2 separate regions of the Mus musculus genome follow, and region 2 is linked to region 1. Evidence: chromatin loops called from intact Hi-C (ENCODE). Cell type or tissue: left cerebral cortex. All regions are shown on one strand. Links, peaks and the distances in the headings refer to the core of each region. The heading gives the core; the rest is flanking DNA.

Region 1 (10,671 bases), core at 1,838-9,837:
ATCACTTGCTTTGAAATAAACATAATACCCTTGTTATCTTTCCAAGTGACTAGCATCTTTTGAGTCATTCTCTTTTCTTTTCCTTTCTTTCCCTTCCTTTCCTTTTCTCTTTTCTTTTCTTTCCTTTTAATTTTTTTTAATTGGATATTTTCTTTACTTGCATTTCAAATGTTGTCCCCTTTCCCAGTTACCTCCCCCAAACCCACTATCCCATCCCCTCTCCCCCTGCTTCTATGAGAGTGTTCCCCCACCCACCCAATCCTGCCTCCCCATCCTCGAATTCCCCTACACTGGGGCATCGAGCCATTGCAGGACCAAGGGCCTCTCCTCCCATTGATGTCTGACAAGGCTATCCTCTGCTATATATGCGGCTGGAGCCATGGGTCCCTTCATGTGTACTCCTTGGTTGGTGGTTTAGTTCCTGGGAGCTCTGGGGGAGGGGGGCGTCTGGTTGGTTCATATTGTTGTTCCTTCTATGGGGTTGCAAACCCCTTCAGCTCCTTCAATTCTTTTTCTAACTCCTCCATTGGGGACCCTGTGCTCAGTCCAATGTTTGGCTGTGAGTATCCACCTCTGTATTTGTCAGGGTCTGGCAGAGCCTCTCAGGAGACAGCTATATCAGGCTCCTGTCAGCATACATTTCTTGGCATCCACAATAGTGTCTGGGTTTGGTGACTGTCTATGGGGAACCGTTCTTTTGTCTCCAAGGCTGCATCTGCCTCTGGCCTTCACATTCTGTGGGCGGTTTTCTTAGCCACTATTTTCTGCCTACATTGCAATACTGATTTTTAGATGCTCTTTCCATCTCTGCACTCCTTCTTCTCCTCTCTCCTTCCTGTCTCCTGACTGCAGTTGCTGGCCCCAGAGGTAGGTAGGTGCCCAGGAGGTTTTGTACGGCAACTGGGACTCCTGGCCTGGGATGACCCTTGGGAATGACCCACAGAGCCAGGGAAGTGAAGCCCAGATGCAGCGGAATTCCCCATGGAAACTCATAGGCTCCCCCAGGCCAGTGTCCCAGGCAAGGAGTTATTTGTAATTTTTTTCTTTTTTTTTTAAAGATTCATTTATTTATTATATGTAAGTACACTGTAGCTGTCTTCAGACAATCCAGAAGAGGGAATCAGATCTTGTTATGGATGGTTGTGAGCCACCATCTGGTTGCTGGGATTTGAACTCTGAACCTTTGGAAGAGCAGTCAGGTGCTCTTACCCACTGAGCCATCTCACCAGCCCCCCCCCCCTTTTTTTTCCTGAAGATAGTGAAAGAGAGACAGGGAGAGGCAAATCCCAGCTTCTGATGTACTTTACTTATTTATTTTGAGATAAGGTCTCATATACCCTAGGCTGGTCTTCAAATCATCTTGTAGCCTGAGATGACTGTCTTAGTCAGGGTTTCTATTCCTGCACAAACATCATGACCAAGAAGCAAGTTGGGGAGGAAAGGGTTTATTCAGCTTACACTTCCATACTGCTGTTTACCACCAAGGAAGTCAGGACTGGAACTCAAACAGGTTAGGAAGCAGGAGCTGATGCAGAGGCCATGGAGGGATGTTCTTTACTGGCTTGCTTCCTCTGGCTTGCTCAGCCTGCTCTCTTATAGAACCCAAGACTACCAGCCCAGAGATGGTCCCACCCACAAGGGGCCTTTCCCCCTTGATCACTAGTTGAGAAAATGCCTTACAGTTGGATCTCATGGAGGCATTTTCTCAACTGAAGCTCCTTTCTCTGTGATAACTCCAGCTGTGTCAAGTTGACACAAAACTAGCCAGTACAATGATCCTGAACTTCTGATCCTCCTGTTTCTACTTCCCTGGTGCTGGGATGACGTGAATTCATCACCATGCTTAGTTCGGATGTTGCTGGGACTTGAACTCAGGGTGCTAGGCTTTTGCTGCAAGCACTTTCACTTACTGAGCCATTTACCGGCCCCCAACTTGGCTGTCTTTTGCTTGCTTTTTAAAAAAAGATTTATTTAGGGCTGGTGAGATGGTTCAGTGGTCAAGAACACCAGCAGCCACATGGTGGCTCACAACCATCCACAACAAATAAAAAACTTATGGGCCAGAGCGAGTGGGGCTGAAGCAAGAGGGAGAAAGGGAAGGGATTCATTTATTTCTATCATGCATGTATGGTTGTTTTTGCTTGCATGTATGTCTATGCATCATATGTATTCATTGCCTTTGGAAGGAAGCCAGAATACCCTAGAACTAGCGTTTTAGACAGCTATCAAGTGCCACATGGGTGCTAGGAATGGAATCTAGGTTCTCTGGAAGAGCAGGCAATGCTTTAGCTACTGGCCCATCTCTATAGCACCCCCTGCTCCCATTTTTCTCTCTTTTTTTTTTTTTTTTTTTTTTTGAGACAGGGCCTCACTATGTATCTCTGTCTATCCTGGAACTCTCTGTAACCCAGCTGGCTTCAGACTCACAGAGGCCCCTTAAGGATGGGGTATTAAAGGTATGAACCTGGCCCCAACATAGGGTTTTAAACTGTTTCCTCCTGCTCCTCCTGCTCCTCCTCTTCCTTCTCTCCCTCCTCCTTCTTCTTCTTTTGTTTACAAGACATAGTTTCGCCAGGCGTGGTGGCATACACCTTTAGTCCCAGCACTTGGGAGGCAGAGGCAGACAGATTTCTGAGTTCGAGGCCAGCCTGGTCTACAAAGTTCCAGAACAGAGTCTCGAAAAACCCTGTCTCGAAAAACCAAAAAAAAAAAAAAAGGCATAGTTTCTCTGTGTAGCCCTGGCTGCCTGGAACTCTGTAGATCAGGCCAACCTGGAACTTAGACATCCACCTGCCTCTGCCTCCCTATTTGGGGTTAAAGGTGTGTGCCGTCACTGCCTGACTAAGTATTTTTCTTTAATAGGGGGCTTCTCACTGCCATGTCTTAGAAGCTGCAGGACTAACTTCTCTGGCTCAGTAGCAGGGCATCTATCTCTGCATGGGTGTTAATTACTGTGGCTTTAAGCACCTTAACAACCTCCAATCACATGCAAATCTCTCCAGGCTCAAGTGGAAGGCCCGGTAGGGTAGCGGAAACTGAGAACCAAGGAAAGTATGTCACCCTCCTCCCAACCTGGAGAATGCATTTGAGGAGCTGTGATCTCCAGGGTTGTGCCAACATTTAGTCCCCGAGAGTCCCTGGCTCTCATGTGTGCTCGGGACCTCTCCTCCCTCAAAACCAGGGTGCCCAGGGTGTAGCGGAGTTCTAAAAGCCCAGTGAGTACATTGTCCAATGTTGCAAATCCTCCTTGATTTCGTCAATGGTTGCTTCCAGCAGAGGCCGAGCCCAAGAGCTGCCCCCTCTGGATGCCTCTTCTGACACACCCTTCTCAGCGGCGCAGGACAGGTGCTCCAAACAGGATGCTGCAGAGGCAGTGGGCCCTCCTTTGCAATATGCAGCAGGTTTGTCTTAGCCACAGGAAACAGATTCTAAGATCCCCAAGTGTGAGCAAACATTCCTGAAAAGAAGCCATGTCTGGCTGTGGACAAAAGGGCTCCTGGAAGGAGTTTCTGTGTCTCCAGAGACTGAAGGACAGGTTGGGGTTTCAGTGATGTGCAGAGATTGGACTGTTGTAGGTTCAGAGGCTAATTACTTTATCTGGGTTAGTTTTACCTTCTAGAACAGCCATTCCTTGCCCCCCCTCCCCCCGCTGTATCTGAACGTTAGTTATCCCCATGATAATAAATAAAAACCGCTTGGAAGCTACTAGCTCAGCGGAACACTAGCTTCCACCAATCCCAGAGCTAAGATGTCATCAGATAGCATCTTGCATCAGATAGCATCTTGGCCTAGAAAGTCTCCATGTGACTGCCTCGCTGTGTGCCTACCGATGTGTTTTCAGCTTATCTTGATTTATGACTTTGTGAATGGAAAAAAAAAAAACAAAGAAAAGAGAAAAGGAAGAACATGGCTGTTCCTGTGTGTGTAGATAAAAGGGGCCACTTAGCTAGAGGCAGGGACGTCTGGGAGAGCCAGTGTGAGCATGGCACCCTGAGCCAGGCCATGTGAGGAGAGGGGAGAGGCAAGAGGGTAGGCAAAAAAGTCAGGTAACCAAAATGGCTGAATTATATAGGAAGGGCAGGCCAGCCCCTGGGTTGGAGTAATTTAGGGTAGGGGGCAGGATATGCCAGCCATACCCTGTAACAGGTAGGAACCAAGAGATTCTGGGAGAACCTGCCAGCCAGGTCTGCTTTGATATGCTCAGTAGGCACCTCAGCAGTTTGTCCTGGGTTTGAGACCTAGCTCTCTGTTCTGTAAAACTATAAAAATGTTGGAACAGGGAATTTGGGAGTAACATAAATTTGTGTTCCTGGGCCACAGTCAGCCATAAAGTCTCCAGAATAAACTCTCTCTTATTGCTTTTCAGATGAAAGCTTTATGTCTTTAGGTTGTCACAGGGAATGTGTCTAAAGCCAGACAGTAACAGCCTGTGTGGATGCTTCATGTTTGCCTGATATATCAGGAGGAGGCCAGGAGTGTCAGGCCACTTAAAGCTTATGGGCTGCTCAATGGGTTCTGGGAAGCAAAATCCTGTCCTCTGCAAGAGCAGTATGTACGTGCCTGTGTGCCTTTAACTGCTGAACCATCTCTGCAGCCTCTAGCTTTTTTATTTTTATTTTATTTTTGTAAAGATAGGGTTACCTTGAATTCCTTCTGCCTCTATCTCTCAAGTTTTAGGATTCCAGGCACATGCCATCATCTGTTGCTTAATTGATAAACTAGGTACAATAAGAAATTAACAACAGCTAATCATAGGACAATTATAACGGTATCCCCTATAGGAGGCATTTAGAACTATGACTGTTTGTTTCTGGAATTCTCCACTCCATATTTTGTGGCGTGGCTGACACAGGAGCGTTTGAAAATGTGAAGACTAAAGCTTTAGATAAAGGGCAGCTACTGTACTGAGAATGAGGCCCCGTGCCAGGGACAGGCACAGTAACCCTGCGGTCCTGGCACCTTTTGCAGGGCGGGGATTTGGGCATGCAGCGGAATGGAGCCCTGTGAAGTCGTCTCAAAGTTACTTTAGACAAGCTGCATAGCCAGACTGTCTCCTGGGCCGCCTGTGCAAGTTTGTTCCAGAGGCCAGTTCTTCCTGGAACTGGGTGTCAGCTCAGGACAGAGAATGCCAGGAGTGAAAGTTGGCGCTGAAGGGAAAAAAATCCAGTCCTTCAGGAGATCTCAGATTGCATGGCTGCGCTGGGCGGGGCTTGCAGTTCAGAAGGAGGCCACCAGGGGACGCCCTTTCCACACTTCACACCTAGAGGGCACGCGCGCGTCTGTGTGCACTGCAAATGGCTTTTCTGTGAGTGCAAAGTCATGATTCAGCTTTCCTAACTGACCTATTCAACCCAGTCTTCTGCAGCAGCTTGGATCTGTCGCACTTCTGAGTTACACGTGCCTCTAGTTATGTAACACAACAACCCTTGACAATGTGCTGGGGAAGAGCAGTAAGGGCTCTCACTTTTCAAATGCCATTGGGACTTCTCCTTTGCTGTCAGGGTCACAGTACAGGGGTTGGAGACCCAGCAGAGGGATGAGACGGGTGCGGGTGCTGACCCATGAGCCCCTGCTTCTAGATGAATTCCACCACTCTCCAGAAGGTACCATCAGTGGCATTAAGAGGTTCAAGGCCAGCCAGACTATGGTGGCGCATGCCTTTAATACCAGCACTTGGGAGGCAGAAGCAAGTGACCTCTGAAGACAGCCTGATCTACAAAGCAAGATCCAGGACAGCCAAGGTTACACAGAGAAACCCTGTCTCAAACACTTCAATCTTTCCTCTCCCACCCCACACACACAAAAAAAGGTTGAGGACCACTGGCAAATTCTCCTTACTTCTGCCAGGTGTTATAGAGGCCAGGGTGGAGCTTCAGCAGTGTGGCTCAGGGCCTGTCAGGCTGACCTGCCCACCCAGCACAGGCGAGCGGAGGACATAAGGGCAGAAAATGGAGTGAGGGCTGAAGAGGCAGCCTAAGCCTAAGGTGACAAGCACCCGAGGGCCTAGCCCAGCTTTTGTTTGAATGGCATAAAGAGTGTCTTGCAATGCCATACACACTGTGCCTCTAGCAAAGCACTGCTCAGAGCAGCAAAGATGGTGTTGGAACACCATCCAGTAATACCATAAGTATTTCAGGATTATGGGACCTGAATGGCTCTGAGGATGCTTCGTTTTTCTAGAAAAGGACCATGTTCAATGCCGGTGCTACCAGACTGTCGATGTGTAGGGATGGGGTCTAAGTTGGGAGAGGATAGAGGAGCTGAGGTGCTGGATACCCTGCGGCGTCTGTGAGGGGGGCCGAGAGCCTGGATGGCAGTCAGCAGGTGAATGCTCACCTTGCGGCTTTTGCAAAGGGGAGACAGCTGAGTCAGTGGCAGGATGGAGGACACAGAAGGTGTTGTGATTATAAAAAGATAAAGAAATATTAAGTTATGTTCTAAGGGGGATGTGGGGAGGTGTGGGGGGAGGGGGTGTCTCAGCGGGCCCATGTCAAGGCATCCCTTCCCCCTGAGGGACCAGCCACACGATGGTATAGTATAGAATAGAGTTTTGTCAGGGTGTGGGGAGGAGAGTTAGGAGGGTAGCAGAGGCAGAAAGAGGAAGAGAGTAGGGAAGTAGAGGCTGGCCATGAACAGGTGGAGAGTGGGGGCAAGGGAATGGGTGGGAAGAGAGGAGGAGCAAGGGGGCAAGAGAGAGAAGCAGGGGTAAGAGAGGGAGGAGGGGGCAAGCAGCCCCGTTTATGTGGGCCAGACCACTGTTGCCAGGTAACTGTGGGGGTGGGGTTTAGACAGAATGCCAACAGAAGACACCCCCTTGCTGGGTCTCCTCAGCAAGCCAGGGCGAGGAGTCACAGCTCACGTTCTGCCAGGCATTCACAGTCGATGCAATAGCGTGGCTGTGACCTGGACACCTGAGGATCAAGAACACCCAGGATCCCTGTGTGGAGCTAATGTCTCTCACCCAGCATCTCTTTTTCATGTGTGCCTGGTGCCCAGGGAAGTCAGAAGAGGGTGCTGAATACTCTGCACCAGGAGTTACTGATGGGTGTGAACCACATGTGGGTACTGAGAACCGAACCCAGGTCCTCTGCAAGGGCAACAGGTGCACATGAACCCTCTGCGCCACCCCTCCAGCCCGGATAGTCTCCTTTTCATCTAAAGGATGAGAGAGATGGGAAGATGGCTCTGTGACCAAGAGCACTCACTACTCTGCAGAGGTCCTAAGCTTGGTTCCTAGAACCCACATCAGGGGGCTCACAACTGCTTGTAACTCCAGCTCCAGGGTTTCTTGTTTTTGTTTTTGTTTTTTTCGAGACAGGGATTCTCTGTGTAGTCCTGACTGTCCTGGAACTCACTCTGTAGACCAGGCTGGCCTCAAACTCAGAAATCCACCTGCCTCTGCCTCTGCCTCCGCCTCCGCCTCCGCCTCCGCCTCCGCCTCCGCCTCCGCCTCCGCCTCCGCCTCCGCCTCCGCCTCCGCCTCCGCCTCCGCCTCCGCCTCCCAGGTGCTGGGATTAAAGACGTGTGCCACTGCCACCCAGCTGCTCCAGGGTTTCTAACACCTCTTCTCAATTCCATGGACACCTGCTGTTGCAGTTTGAATATGGGGGGCCGCATAGGGAGTGGCATTGTTAGGAGGTGGCCTTGCTGGAGGAAGTGTGTCACTGCGGAGTGGGCTTTAGAGGTCTCCTTCCTCGAAAGGAAAATTATTTCGGATGGAGAATCCTTCGGTTAGTTTATTGTTGTTTGACAAGATCCCAAACTCACTGTACGGGTCCCAAACTGATTTAGAATCCCAGGCTGCTTTTGAGTTCTGAGTTTGAGCGAAATTATTACAGGTCTGGCTAACTCTGAAGCAGCCCCAGTAGGAATAAGAAAATTTATCAAAACCTGCTTAGGTGGGGTGGCTCATGCCTTCAATCTCAGGACTCAGTGGGTAGAGGCAGGGGGAATCCCCGTGAGTTCCACACCAGCGGTCAGAAAAGGGCATCCGATCTCCTGGAACTGGAGCTGCGGATGGTTGTGAGCTGTCTGTCACATGGGTGTTGGGAACTGAACTCAGGTCCTTCGGAAGAGCAGCCTGTGCTCTTAGCTGCTGGGCCACTTCTCCAACCCCGGTGTTTTCAAGAGTAAGTGGCCAAGAGCTGTCAAAGGCCTGAGGGATGTGGCGCTGGCGCCTAGCTCCAAATCCTTTCGGTTGTAGCTGGTGAGGAATATTTTAAAATTTCCCCTCCACCACCTTCTTGCTATCCCTCTCCAATCCCAGCATGCTCAGCAGAGGAATTTGATTTCCTGTTTCAGAGAAACGTTCCTGTTTCTGGGAAGCAAAGGGAATCAGGACAGTTCACCTTTGTGCTTGATATCTTCCTTGGTATTGTTTTCTGTTTTATTTTTTGATACAGAGTCCCGATATCTAGTCCAGGCAGGCCTTGACCTCATGGTAATCCTTCTGGCTCTGCCTCCTGAGTGCTGGCTGATTAAAAAAAAAAAAAAAAAACATGGGATACAGAACAGCGTGTAGGAGAAACTGTTCACAGACTCTTAGGTGCCAATCATTCTGCCAAACTGGTACCTTTGCAAAAGGGTTGCATGAAGCCAGGGAGTGTGGCTCATGCCTGAAGTCCCAAAACTCAGGAGCTGAGGCAGGAGGATTGCTGTGAGCTCCAACCTCCCCCAACCCTCATGGGTTACATAATGAGATATGATCCCAAAATGAAAGACTGAAGGAACACCACGGTTGCATGAAACAGGTGTTAGTTCCTGGCTGTGTCCCCTTCCAGGATCCCCAAGCTCCACTAAGCCAGACAGTCATCTTTGCACTCCACCAGCCCTCAGCTTGTGTGGTCCACATCAGCCTCAGGAGTTCTGCCCCAGGACAAGCCATCCAGAGCTCGAATGTTCTCACTGCCAAAATCCCGAGGTCTCCTGGTGGCACGGACTCCACTACTTGTCTACGTGAGGCTATTTGTGGACTCGGGAGTCCATGCCTGGCCAGCCACGGCTTGTCCAGGTACTCCCTACCTCCCACTCTGCTCCGTAGGGAGCCTCCCCTGAGGGCTTGCTGGGCTGTGAGCTGCGGAAGTAGGGACAGCTCCATGGCTTCCCAGAACAAGGACTCTTCCTCTTGGCTTCCCTCAAAGGCCCTGGGCTCTCTGCATACCTCCTATCACATGATCCTCACCAGACATTCCAGGCTCTATCCCACAGAAGCCTTCTGAACTCTGGCCTCCTAGGCCAAGGGAGTCCAAAGTCCTTTTTCTTCGTTTGTAAGTGAGGTCAGGTAAAGAAAAGAAAAGCGTAAATTACCTTCACTCACTCGGCCTCCCACAAGTCTGTGTCTTATGGTCAGAAAACTGCTGCCACTGGTGGTGCTGTGGCGGTAGCCCTATGGGAGTGACCTCAGCTCTGAACTGAAGGTGCACTGTGGAATGTCTTGAGGACATTTTTGTTATTTTTGTCTGAACAAAGTCTCATGTAGGTAGCCCAGGTTAGCTATGTAGCTCAGGATGACCCTGAACTGTTAATCTTCCTGACTCTACTCCTCAAGTGCTATGATTATGGATATGGGCCACCATGCTTGACTAGGACATAAAAAAATGTTTTTTCGGTGACAGGGGACCAAACTCAGGGCCTTAGGCTAAGCAAGAGCTCTATCAGTTCTGCTCCAGGCTCCGAGCCTTTGTACTGTCTTTCTTTTTTGATACAGAGTCTTAGTAGTTTCCTCAGCCTGACCTTGAATTCCTGGTCTCAAATAATCCTCCTGCCTCAGTTTCCCAAGATAATACAAACATGCACCATAGCACTTGGCCTAAGGGCAGCCTTAGAAAACATTAGTCATGTATATGTGTGGCTGAGTGAGTAAGTGTACGTTTGTGCTCTCAGGGTCCAAAAGAGAGCCGCAGACCCCAAAATCTAGAGCTGAACCCATTGTGAGCTGCTCTGGGGAGCCTGGGGGGAGGTGAAGGTCCCGGGCACTGCACTCGGGTCCTCTGGCAGAGCAGTATAGGCATGTCTCCAGCCCCACAAAGCAATTTTTGTTGTTGTTGTTGGGTGCCCAGTACAGCCAATGTGGACCCAAGAGGGAAGGAAAAAAAAAAAAAGAGTGATAAGAAAGAATGTGAAGGTGAAACAGAGCAGAAGACAGAAAACTAGTAGCGGTGGGAGGACTCACGCAGGAGTGGGGTGGGTCGCAGAGAGGAAAAAAAGAAAGGTGTGAGAGACGGTGGTGTCGAGGAGGGGGAGGAGGAGGGGAGGCAACGCAGTGAGGGAAAAAAGAAGAAAGGTGTGAGGGGCAGCCGTGGCGGGGGTGGCTGCCAAGCCCTGCCTGGAGAAGGCTGGCGTTCCCAGTCCCTGGGGGCTGGCAGTGGCCTCCCATCTCGCCTCCCTCTTCTCCCAGCGAGATGCTGACATCGGTCTCTGGCGCCTTCCCCATCTCTTTAATATGCGGAGTGTGGAAATGTGTGTTGCTCATTCCTCACAAGCAGCTGGAGACTGAGATAACTCCCTCCCTGGAATGTAGAGAATTTGGGGGTGCTGCAGAGAGGCAGAGAGCGAGCTAGCGAGAGGGCCTCTCGGAGCTGTCAGCAGGACCTGGACAGGATCCATCTCTGAAGGAGCTGGGCCTCAGGACTGGGGGAGGGGTGGATGGCAGTCTTAGAGAAGGGTCCCTGG
Region 2 (10,671 bases), core at 894-8,893, 59 kb after region 1:
TGCTCCGGTTCCCTGTAACCCTCGAGACCCCAGGCTCCTGACCCTTTTCGTCTCTAGGTGGTCTTGCACTTCATGGTGGGCTCCCCCAGTGCAGCTGTCAGCCAAGACCTGGCTCAGCTCCTCAGCCAGGCCGGGCTTATGAAAAGGTAAGGAGGGCAGAGCACGGCAGCTCTCCGCTCGGCCATCTCCTTGGGTCTCATATAAAATGGGTGTCTGGGGTTAGGAGGAACTGGAGAGAGCTGGCTGAGAGGAGGGGCCTAAGTGTGTGTAAGATGGACTCAGTGCAGCCTTTGCAAGCTGCCACCATCAGCCCGCTCTGTGTCTAGCACTGAACCTGGAGAGCCACCCTGCATCACTTCCGCTGGCTTCCAGTTCCTGCTACTGGACACGCCTGCCCAGCTCTGGTACTTCATGCTGCAGTATCTGCAGACAGCCCAGGTAAGAGCCAGGGCCTCGGACGGATGGCGTGCTCCTGTCCCGCTGAGTAACTCCCTCACTCCCTCTTCCTGTCTCACCTCCTGCCGCTCTGCCGCTTCCTTCCCAGAGCCGGGGCATGGATCTGGTGGAGATTCTCTCCTTCCTTTTCCAGCTCAGCTTCTCCACTCTTGGCAAGGTCAGTAGGGGGCTGGAGGGCAGGGAGGTGAGGAGAGGTTATGGAGGAAAACGGCAGTGACCACAGAACCCCCCGAGAAGGCAAAGCAAGGAGGGCACATAGGCTGGGTAGTGACCGGTGGACGTGTCATAGCCCCCAGCTGGCCATCTCTTCCCCAGGACTACTCTGTGGAGGGGATGAGTGACTCTTTGTTGAACTTCCTGCAACACCTGCGTGAGTTCGGGCTTGTTTTCCAGAGGAAGGTATGTACACCCAGCCACCTGGCCTCTAGGAGAGTCGGGTGCTGGGGTGCAGCTGCAAGACTAGGACTAGTACTTGGGTACTAGTACTAGTAGCTAGGACTGAGTACTTGGGTCATTTGAGGGAGGAGGTTTCACAGGAGGGTGGTTACCAGAAAGAGGACCCCATCTTGCCCTGTGTTCTTCCAGAGGAAGTCCCGGCGTTACTACCCCACACGCCTGGCCATCAACCTCTCATCTGGTGTCTCTGGGGCTGGGGGCACTGTGCACCAGCCAGGCTTCATTGTCGTGGAAACTAATTACCGACTGTACGCCTATACCGGTGGGTCTGTGTGGGGGTGAGTGGGTAGGGAATGCAGAGGGGAAGGACACAGGAAAAAATCCAGTTAGGACCGTGTTTCCTGGGTGGTTTATGTAGCTCCCTAGTATTTATTCCTACACTTGAGGGTGGGGCTGGAGGAAGGCAGGGCTGGGCAGCCTCCTCACTCCTCCTCCTCTATCCCTGGGGCAGAGTCGGAACTGCAGATCGCTCTCATTGCCCTTTTCTCCGAAATGCTCTATCGATTCCCCAACATGGTGGTGGCACAAGTGACCCGGGAGAGTGTGCAGCAGGCCATTGCTAGTGGCATCACAGCTCAGCAGGTATCCCTACTTGGAGTAGAGGTCGGGAGAGGGGCTGTGCTCATCCTGGGGGCCAAGGTATTCCTGTCACAGCCTCAGGTCTGTCAGGGGAGGTGGCGAGTCACCGGGGTAACCTGGAAGGTCATGGAGTGAGACGGTCTAGCTCTGAATCTGTCTCACTCCACAGTTCACGGCTGCCTTGTCTTTGCGAGCCTTACTCTGCTCCCAGTAAACAGCAGTCCAGGGGTGCTGGAAGACTAGATGTTAAGATGCTTAGCTTAGAGCCTGCTGAGATATGGTTGCTACTGCCATCTTAAAGAAAGAAAAACAAGGCAAGACTATGGAGAGAACAGATGCATCATAGAGGGACTCGCAGGAGGTGCACCTGAAAGTAACAGTAGAACAGGCCTGGGTCTTGTCAGGCTTGTGGCTAGGAGAACAGAGATGCTGTTTCAGTGACATTAGCTCAGATGACTTTCTACATTCTTCTTTTTTAAAGTTTTATTATACATAAGTACGCACCAGAAGAGAGCGTCAGATCTCATTACAGTGGTTGTGAACCACCATGTGGTTGCTGGGATTTGAACTCGGGATCTTCTGAAGAGCTGTCAGTGCTCTTACCCACTGAGCCATCTCGCCAGCCCGATTTTCTACATTCTTGTGTTTTCCTAGATAATCCATTTCCTAAGGACAAGGGCACATCCAGTGATGCTCAAACAGGTATGACTGGGTACCAAGACTCAGGGGGGCTGGCAGCCTGGGCACCTAGCCGCGAGAGGATGGATGAGAAGCCAGGTCCTATAGCCTCACCCTTGTCCTGCAGAATCCTGTGCTGCCCCCCACCATAACAGACCAGATTCGGCTGTGGGAGCTGGAAAGGGACAGACTCCGGTTCACTGAAGGTGAGTGGCTTCCGCTGACCTAATCTCAATCATTGGCTAAAGAGGTAAGGCCAGCAATTTCACGCAAAAGTTTTGTGCATTTCGTATTTGTTTCTCAAAAGGGAAGGAGAGGAAGACTGATCTTTTATTTTGGTATATTAGTAGCAGGAAATATGTCCCAAATCAGTGCAGTTTGAATTAAGCTAGGTGAGGGGATAAGAGGCAGGGTAATTCAGTCTTCTCTTTAGGTGGGTTTGCGTGGCTTTTCTTGTGGATTCTGCTGTCTTTTCGAGTGTCTGGATGCCACAGGTGTTAAAGTTGAACAGTCGACTATCCGTAGAGAATTAGTCCTAAGAACTGTGGCCTGCAGCCCCTGCCTGCATGCTGCTTGGAGGGGCAGAGACCACTGCAGCCCCTCACCTCCTGCCTGTCCCACCCGACCCCAGGCGTCCTGTATAACCAGTTCCTGTCGCAAGTGGACTTTGAACTGCTGCTGGCCCACGCGCGGGAGCTGGGCGTGCTTGTGTTCGAGAACTCGGCCAAGCGGCTGATGGTGGTGACGCCGGCAGGGCACAGCGACGTCAAGCGCTTCTGGAAGCGGCAGAAGCACAGCTCCTGAGCCGGCCAGGTCCAGCCCCGGGCGGGCAGCTTTCCAACTCAGATGTATTTTGTTTACACACCGGGATATTTCTTGTTTAATAAAATTATGGAAAAAAATCTACGCGGCTTCAGACGTCTGCCGGCGTTTCCCTACCCAACGCAGTGATACCCGCTTCTAGCCAGAAAGCCGGAGGAGCGAGAGTCTTTTACGCATGCGCCTGCGTGTCCCCGCCCACGCATGCGCGCGCACCTCGCCATGCACCTATCGGCTCTGAGTTCGCCGGGACGTTCGAGTTAGAGGCGCATGGCCGAGGTTGCGGGGGTGGGGGTGGTCCCAGGCTTCCGAACCCCAACCTTCGTGTCCGCGTCAGTGCCCGGTGACGGGCAGAGCTCCCGCCTTCTCTGGACGCCCTGGTTTCAGTGATTCCAGAGTGCTGTCCACACCGTGCGCTCCGCCCCTAGGCGGAAGGACGTAGAGTGAGAGAGGGTCCTGCGGATGGGAGTGAAGGGTTGCGACCTCCTGCATCCCATGGCCTCGTAGTGAGCAGACCTCCATCCCTTCCCAAACACTCCCGATGCCTCATTTGCCTCTGGCCTCTTTCCGGCCACCGCTCTGGGGGCTGAGGCCCTCATGGGGTCTTTCCAGGCCCCAGGCACTTTGTACACAGCCGGAGCCCCACGGCTCCCCTGTCTCTCGGAGGAACCGTGAAGCCAAACAGAAGCGCCTGCGCGAGAAACAGGCGGCCCTGGAGGCTGGGCTAGCTGAGAAGAGCAAGGTCAGGGGTCAGTCCTTGGGTCTCCCAAGACTTGGGAAGGGGCTGAAAGAGACTGGCGCAGGGATCCAGATGACTGTGGTGTATTGGGGATTGCAGCCTCCACCCCCACTCCGCAACACACACACACACCCTGTTTCCTCCCTGCAGATACCTGCAGTGCCCACTAAGGCCTGGAGTCACAAGGAGGTAGTATTGTATGAAATCCCCACCGGGCCAGGTGAAAAGAAAGGTAAAGTGTAGGGTGTGTTTTGCGATGTTGTTGCTCTTTGGTCTGCTAACATGCAGTTCAGTAGTGGATCTCTGTTCTGCTTCCACAGATGTTTCTGGGCCCCTGCCTCCTGCTTACAGTCCCCAGTATGTTGAAGCGGCCTGGTACCAGTGGTGGGTGCGAGAGGGCTTCTTCAAACCAGAGTATCAGGTCAGTGCGCGGCAGAGGGCTTCTATGAGGTCCTTAAGACAGAGTGAGTGGCCCTTGAACTTGGTGGGCACAGGCTAACTTCACAGTTGATGTTTATTTCTTTCGGCCCCTGGTTTTCTTTTTGCCTCCCCCGTGTTGGATTTCAATAATAATAATAATAATAATAATAATAATAATAAATTTGAGACACTGTTTCTCCACGTAGTCCTGGCCGTCCTGGAACTCTGTAGACGAGGCTGGCCTCAAACTCAGAGATCTGCCTTCCTCTGCCTTTTCACACGTGTGCCACTACACCTGGCCTTCTTGAAGTTCTTTTTGCCCCAAGGCACCAGAGGGTGCTGTTCCCCTAGGCAACAGCAACAACTAGTTCTCCCTCGCCTCTGACTTCCTCATTCCTTCCAGGCAAGGCTGCCCCAAGCTACAGGGGAGACCTTTTCCATGTGTATCCCACCTCCCAATGTCACCGGCTCCCTGCACATTGGCCATGCACTCACAGTGGCGATCCAGGACGCACTTGTGCGCTGGTGAGAGGCGGTGGGGCCACTGCAGTTCCCGAAGGGAAGGCTGGAAGTGAGGATCAGTGAGCTCAGAGTCCCCATGGTGTTTCTGTGGCAGGCACCGGATGCGTGGGGATCGCGTGCTGTGGATCCCCGGGTCTGATCACGCAGGAATTGCTACACAGGTGGGTCTTGTGCCCCCCTCTGCTTGGTTGAAAGTGCCGTCTTTATGTGAAGCCTGACTAGCTTTCATTTACACCTGATCCCATTTCAGGCCATGGTGGAGAAGCAGCTATGGAAGGAGCAGAGGGTGCGGAGACATGAGCTGAGCCGGGAAGACTTCCTCAGGGCCGTGTGGCAGTGGAAACATGAGTACGAGGGCAGGGCCAGTGGGATTGTCAGCACTACTTCTGACTTGTAGCATTTGGTTTTTCTGGCCTTGTGCTTCACTGTCTCGGAGCAGAGGGAATGATGTCTGAGCCAAGAGTGTGTGTGTGTGCGTGTGTGTCACAATGTGCACATTTGTCTGTATACTGTGCTCATGTTAGAATGCACACACGTGTGTACTATGCTTGTGTTGGGATGCACACTTGTGTGTCCTATGCTCATGTTAGGATGCACACATTTATGTGTATATGGATGGATATATACAAATGTGTGGTTTATTTAACCTCCTTGTCTTATTTTCCTTTGGACTTCATCACCTCTCCCATGCCCCTGGGCCTTCCTATGTCTGTGGTGGTCATGTGCTTCTCTCTCTCTTTCTCTCTCATTTTCTCTCTCTCTTTCTCTCTCTCTCACACACACACACATTTTTCACAAAGTGGCTGCTCCCGATAGGTGTGTACAGGCCTTGGCCCATGGGCCTCTTGCATCCCAGTGTAGCTGTGAATTGTAAACTTAAAACCTTTTGAGGACTTTTTGCTTTACTACATAATTCTCAAATGTAAACTTTGTACATGGCAATGACCTGTTACGGTGTTATGCAAAACGAATGCATGTATGTATGTGCATGTATGTGCCTCCAACCAGTGGGCTACAGCTTAGACACTACTGGTTGTAGCCTAAAATAGCCATCCATCCTGTGTGTCTCAGAGAAGCCAAAGGTTTAGATAACCCTGCAGAGACCTTTCTGTATCTTTTAAAGCCATAGGACGCCCCACCCCAGGTGTGTGGTTCTATCTCCATCAGCGGGGTCAGCTCTATGCGCACTTTATTTCCTCCGGTACCTGGCATTGGCGAGCACCTATGGTTAGTGCTGGGAGGTGCTCTGGTCATATTTACTGATAGAAATCTCTGGTGCAGGAAAGGAGGGGAGATCTATGAACAGCTGTGTGCTCTGGGTGCCTCTCTGGACTGGGATCGAGAGTGTTTCACCATGGATGCCGTGAGTTCATGCCACAGACCCTGTGGGTTTGGGCGGGTGGGGGGGTGTATGTGTGCTAAAGACCAGTGTGGGAAGTGTTGGTAGAGGGATGAGGGAATCCCTGAGTTCAGCAGAGGGAGGGAGGACGTCAGGTATGGACATTCAGATCGTTCCAGGGCTCCTCAGCAGCTGTGACGGAAGCTTTCGTGCGACTCTACAACTCGGGATTGTTGTACCGGAACCGCCAGCTTGTCAACTGGTCATGTACTTTGCGATCGGCCATCTCAGACATTGAGGTGAGGGAGAGGAAGAAAGACAGATTGACGGAGTGAGGTCCTTGCGGCCGCCACAGGTGTCTGTATTTGATTTTTCTCAAGCTCCAATCACTCTGCTTCTCCACGTGCCAATCAGAGGGTGGCATGTGACCTGTGGGGACAGTGGAAGAGCCACAGAGTTCCCGCTGTGCTCAGCAGAGCGGTCTGCCATGGGAGTGAGCTCCGTGACTTTACTGTGGGTGGGAGGGCACGGAAGCAGGGTGGAGAGCTGTAAGGAGCCCTGGATGTGAGCACCACAGAGAGACTTCTCTTTCCTGCCTCCTCAACCCTCCAGGTGGAAAGCCGGCCTCTGCCTGGCCGCACGGTGCTGCAGCTGCCCGGATGCCCAACCCCTGTGTCTTTTGGGCTCCTTGCTTCTGTTGCTTTCCCTGTGGATGGAGAGCCTGGTGAGTGTGGTCCTGAAAGTTGCCCTCTTCCCCTTGCTTCCCGTTTTCTCAAGTCTGTGAGGTTTCCGGGGCCCCTGGTAGGTTTGCACTGTTGTGGGTACTTATTCTGGAGGGGAAGAAAAGGTACGAGGTCCTCTTCATTGGGAACCTAGTGTGACTCTGTGAGGTCTTCCACTAAGAGATCAGTTCTGAGCTAGTGACAAGTGTACCTGAGATCACAGCCTTTGGGGGCAGAAGTGGGAGGATTCCAAGTTCAAGGCTCGCCTGGTCTACATAGTAAGTTCCAAGCCAGCCACAGCTACATGAGGCCCTGTCTTAGTAAAACAATGCAGAAGATTAGTTCTAAAGTGTAGTTTGTTAGTTACCTGCACTCCTGATAGTTCAGAGCAGAGAAGGAGGCAGGCTGCTCCCCCTCCCCCCTCCCCTCCTCCTTCCTGCTCCAGCTCTTACTTACTTCCCCTGTGTGGGAGAGAGGGCAAGGGGTGATGGCTGACCTCAGTGCTTGAATGCTTGTCTCCAGACACAGAGATTGTGGTGGGAACCACCAGGCCAGAGACCCTGCCTGGAGATGTGGCTGTGGCCGTTCATCCAGATGACCCGAGATACACGGTGAGTAGGGTGTGCCTGCACCAGGCCCTCCCACCCTACAGTGCCCCCTTTCTTGTTAGACGCTCCTTCTGAGACCCCCCCTCAGCTCTGCGGCGGCTCTCACTAACCATGGCCTCCAGACCAAATGCAGCTGCTGCCCTTCTGGGTATCAGCCACACTAATTGGCTTATGCTTCCTATGGCTGCCTTCACAGTGATAGCAGTGAGGGATTGTCCAGGGACTGCTTCTTGGCTCACTCAGAAGTCTGATGCTAGGTCTTGCTCTAACTCCTGCCTTGTGATCTCTACCCTCTTGCTCTAGGGTTCTCATGGCCCAAACCCTCTGTCCTATACTCCTGCCTGTTCCTAATGGCTCACCTTCCCTCTAGCATTTACATGGGCGACAGCTCCGTCATCCTTTGACAGGACAGCTTCTCCCCCTCATCACAGACACCACTGTTCAGCCACATGTGGGCACAGGTGTGTGGAAGTCGGGTCCAGGGAGGGAGGGAAAGGAACAGGAGGAGAACATGAGAGCTGGGGGTGGGGATGATGGAGGCAGGAGGGGATGAGGGTGGGATGTGGGGATGATGGAGGCAGGAGGGGATGAGGGTGGGATGTGGGGATGATGGAGGCAAGAGGGGATGAGGGTGGGATGTGGGGATGATGGAGGCAGGAGGGGATGAGGGTGGGATGTGGGGATGATGGAGGCAGGAGGGGATGAGGGTGGGATGTGGGGATGATGGAGGCAGGAGGGGATGAGGGTGGGATGTGGGGATGATGGAGGCAGGAGGGGATGAGGGTGGGATGTGGGGATGATGGAGGCAAGAGGGGATGAGGGTGGGATGTGGGGATGATGGAGGCAGGAGGGGATGAGGGTGGGATGTGGGGATGATGGAGGCAGGAGGGGATGAGGGTGGGATGTGGGGATGATGGAGGCAGGAGGGGATGAGGGTGGGATGTGGGGATGATGGAGGCAGGAGGGGATGAGGGTGGGATGTGGGGATGATGGAGGCAGGAGGGCATGAGGGTGGGATGTGGGGATGATGGAGGTAGGAGGGGATGAGGGTGGGATGTGGGGATGATGGAGGCAGGAGGGGATGAGGGTGGGATGTGGGGATGATGGAGGCAAGAGGGGATGAGGGTGGGATGTGGGGATGATGGAGGCAGGAGGAGATGAGGCATGAGATGTAGTGTTTCTTAAATCCCAAAGCCAAGGTTAGTGCCAGTCTCAGAGCAGCTGTTTCCCCCAGGGGCAGTGAAGGTGACTCCTGCTCACAGTCCAATAGATGCTGAGATAGGGACCCGGCATGGCCTGACCCCACTGAGTGTCATTGCAGAGGATGGGACCATGACATCCCTCTGTGGAGACTGGCTGCAGGTAGGTGGAGCCTTGGTGGTACCCTGTCTCCTATAGGTGCCCTCTGCCCTGCCTCCCCATCTAGTCTGAAGCCTCTGATATTGTCACGTTCCCCCAGGGCCTTCATCGATTTGTGGCCCGGGAAAAGATCATGTGCACACTGAGGGAGCAGGGCCTATTCCGGGGCCTACAGGAGCACCCCATGGTACTGCCCATCTGCAGGTATCCCCATCTTAATCCTTCCTTAGGCTCATCCCAAGAGAAATGGACGAAGCTTACGAGGGACAGCAGGATGGGCTCAGTACCCTGACCAGAGTGTAGGCTCTGTTTGAGTTGGGGTCCTGTGACCCACCCTGGCCTGTCAAGTGTGGGATCATAATATAAAGGGTGCCACCAGGCTGGGCTTCTGTGAGACTTTGTCCAGCTGTTCCTAAGTGCACAGGGCCTCTCACTTGCTGTCCTTGCAGCCGTTCCGGGGACGTGGTGGAGTACCTGCTGAAGAGCCAGTGGTTTGTCCGCTGCCAGGAAATGGGGGACCTAGCTGCCAAGGCAAGGCCCCGTATGGGGAGGGACTGGGCCTCGAGTGGGAGCTTCTGAGAAGTGTGATACAGCTCAGAGAGGAGAGCTCCTGTCATAAGGGCTCTGGTAGCGACGGGCTAGGGGCCTGGAGGGCTGGCCTCTTCCCTTGTTCTAGCCCAGAATCTTCTTGCACAGCATGCAAGGTCCCTTCTGAGGTTTTTGATGTTTTGGGGGGAGAAAAGGAGATGGCTTAGCAGGTGAAGGCACTAGCTGCTAAGCTTAGCCTTGGGACATCCCCCAAACCCGAATGGTGGGAGGAGAGAGCCAAGTCCCCAAGTTGTCCTATGACCTCCATACTTGTGTGTGCATACATCATATGTGTACACAAATAGTATACATACATGCAGAAGTTTTAAAACTTTAAAACTATTTAATTGTGTGTGTGCTATGTGAAGACAAGATGAACTCAGGCTGTCACTGTGTGAGCCAAGCTCTTTGCTTGCTAGGCTGTCTCACTGGCCACCCTTCTGAGGTTTTTTGTTTGGTTGGTTTTGAGACAGGGCCTCACTGTGTAGTCCTGGCTGACCTGGAACTCACAGGGCTCCTCCCACCTCTGTCTGGGATTAAGGGCATCCACCACCTTTTTTAACAGGCTGTGGAGTCAGGGGCTCTGGAGCTCTGGCCCTCCTTCCACCAGAAGAGCTGGCAACACTGGTTTGCCCACATTGGGTAAGGAGGCCTTCCATGAAGGTGGGAGGGGGACCCTGCGGTCAGGTCGAGGTGTCAGCGGTGTCCTCTTTGACAGGGACTGGTGTGTCTCCCGGCAGCTGTGGTGGGGCCATCAGATTCCAGCCTACCGGGTCATCGGGGAGAATGCAGAGGTCAGTGAGAACCAACTGAATGTGGTAGAGAGAGCCTCAGTCAGGGTCAGATAGAGACCTGGCAGGGGGCTCTGTGTGGAACCTAGTGTGTGACAGTTCCCATGAGTGTCATTTTCTTTCCTCTAGAGGAGTCTGCTACTCATCACTCAGGAGACAGTGTGAAAACCGAGAGTCTCACACCCGTCCTCTGCTTCTCTCTCCTCAATTTTTTCAGGATGACAGGAAGGAATGTTGGGTGGTCGGACGGTCAGAGGCTGAGGCCAGAGCGGTAGCAGCAAAACGGACAGGGAGACCAGAGGCAGAGCTGACCCTGGAGAGGGGTGAGAAGCCGGCAGGGCAGATCTTTGGGGGCTGCTGGAATCGGGGTGGGATGGGCAGCAGGGCCTGGAGGCCTCAGGCACTAGGGCTCCAGCCGCGCACTTCCCTCTTTTGTCTCCAGACCCTGACGTCCTGGACACTTGGTTCTCTTCGGCTCTTTTCCCCTTTTCTGCCCTGGGTTGGCCGCGAGAGGTGACGTGGGTTGGAAGGTGGGCATGACACAGGTGGGCAGCGACTGGATGTGGCAGACCTGCCCCTTACTGCTTATCTCATC

Evidence for each region. A loop is a pair of places that touch in the nucleus more often than their neighbours do. Peaks named below come from ENCODE experiments on the same cell type or tissue, not always from the same donor. Only the 100,000 strongest peaks of a DNase experiment are listed, where the experiment ranks them.
Region 2: a loop joins it to region 1, with 2.6 times the contacts of the local background. A loop is called at or near these places in 2 of 42 quality-filtered maps.

What each region holds. Positions count from the first base shown.
Region 1 is chr17:35,720,347-35,731,017 of GRCm38, reverse strand. No RefSeq gene overlaps it. Among named protein-coding and RNA genes, the nearest start is that of Gm4577, 22 kb to the right of the region's middle. RefSeq lists an enhancer at 9,233-10,671. In left cerebral cortex, for the core only: a CTCF peak has its summit at 5,220 (motif pointing right); a DNase peak (open chromatin) is centred at 5,241.
Region 2 is chr17:35,660,132-35,670,802 of GRCm38, reverse strand. Vars2 (valyl-tRNA synthetase 2, mitochondrial) reads left to right here and starts at 3,211. Exons shown (of 29, transcript NM_175137.4): 1 at 3,211-3,730; 2 at 3,878-3,959; 3 at 4,048-4,148; 4 at 4,551-4,672; 5 at 4,764-4,830; 6 at 4,920-5,017; 7 at 5,951-6,032; 8 at 6,188-6,307; 9 at 6,621-6,732; 10 at 7,253-7,341; 11 at 7,709-7,799; 12 at 8,573-8,700; 13 at 8,798-8,901; 14 at 9,147-9,228; 4 more. The coding sequence starts at 3,530. It overlaps Gtf2h4 (general transcription factor II H, polypeptide 4), which reads left to right. Exons shown (of 14, transcript NM_010364.4): 6 at 58-146; 7 at 327-438; 8 at 545-613; 9 at 772-855; 10 at 1,042-1,174; 11 at 1,364-1,494; 12 at 2,146-2,193; 13 at 2,297-2,375; 14 at 2,801-3,075. The coding sequence ends at 2,973. In left cerebral cortex, for the core only: CTCF peaks have their summits at 2,941 and 4,473 (motif pointing right); DNase peaks (open chromatin) are centred at 3,633, 3,875, 3,985, 4,527 and 1 more place; H3K4me3 peaks cover 1,799 bases; H3K27ac peaks cover 1,482 bases.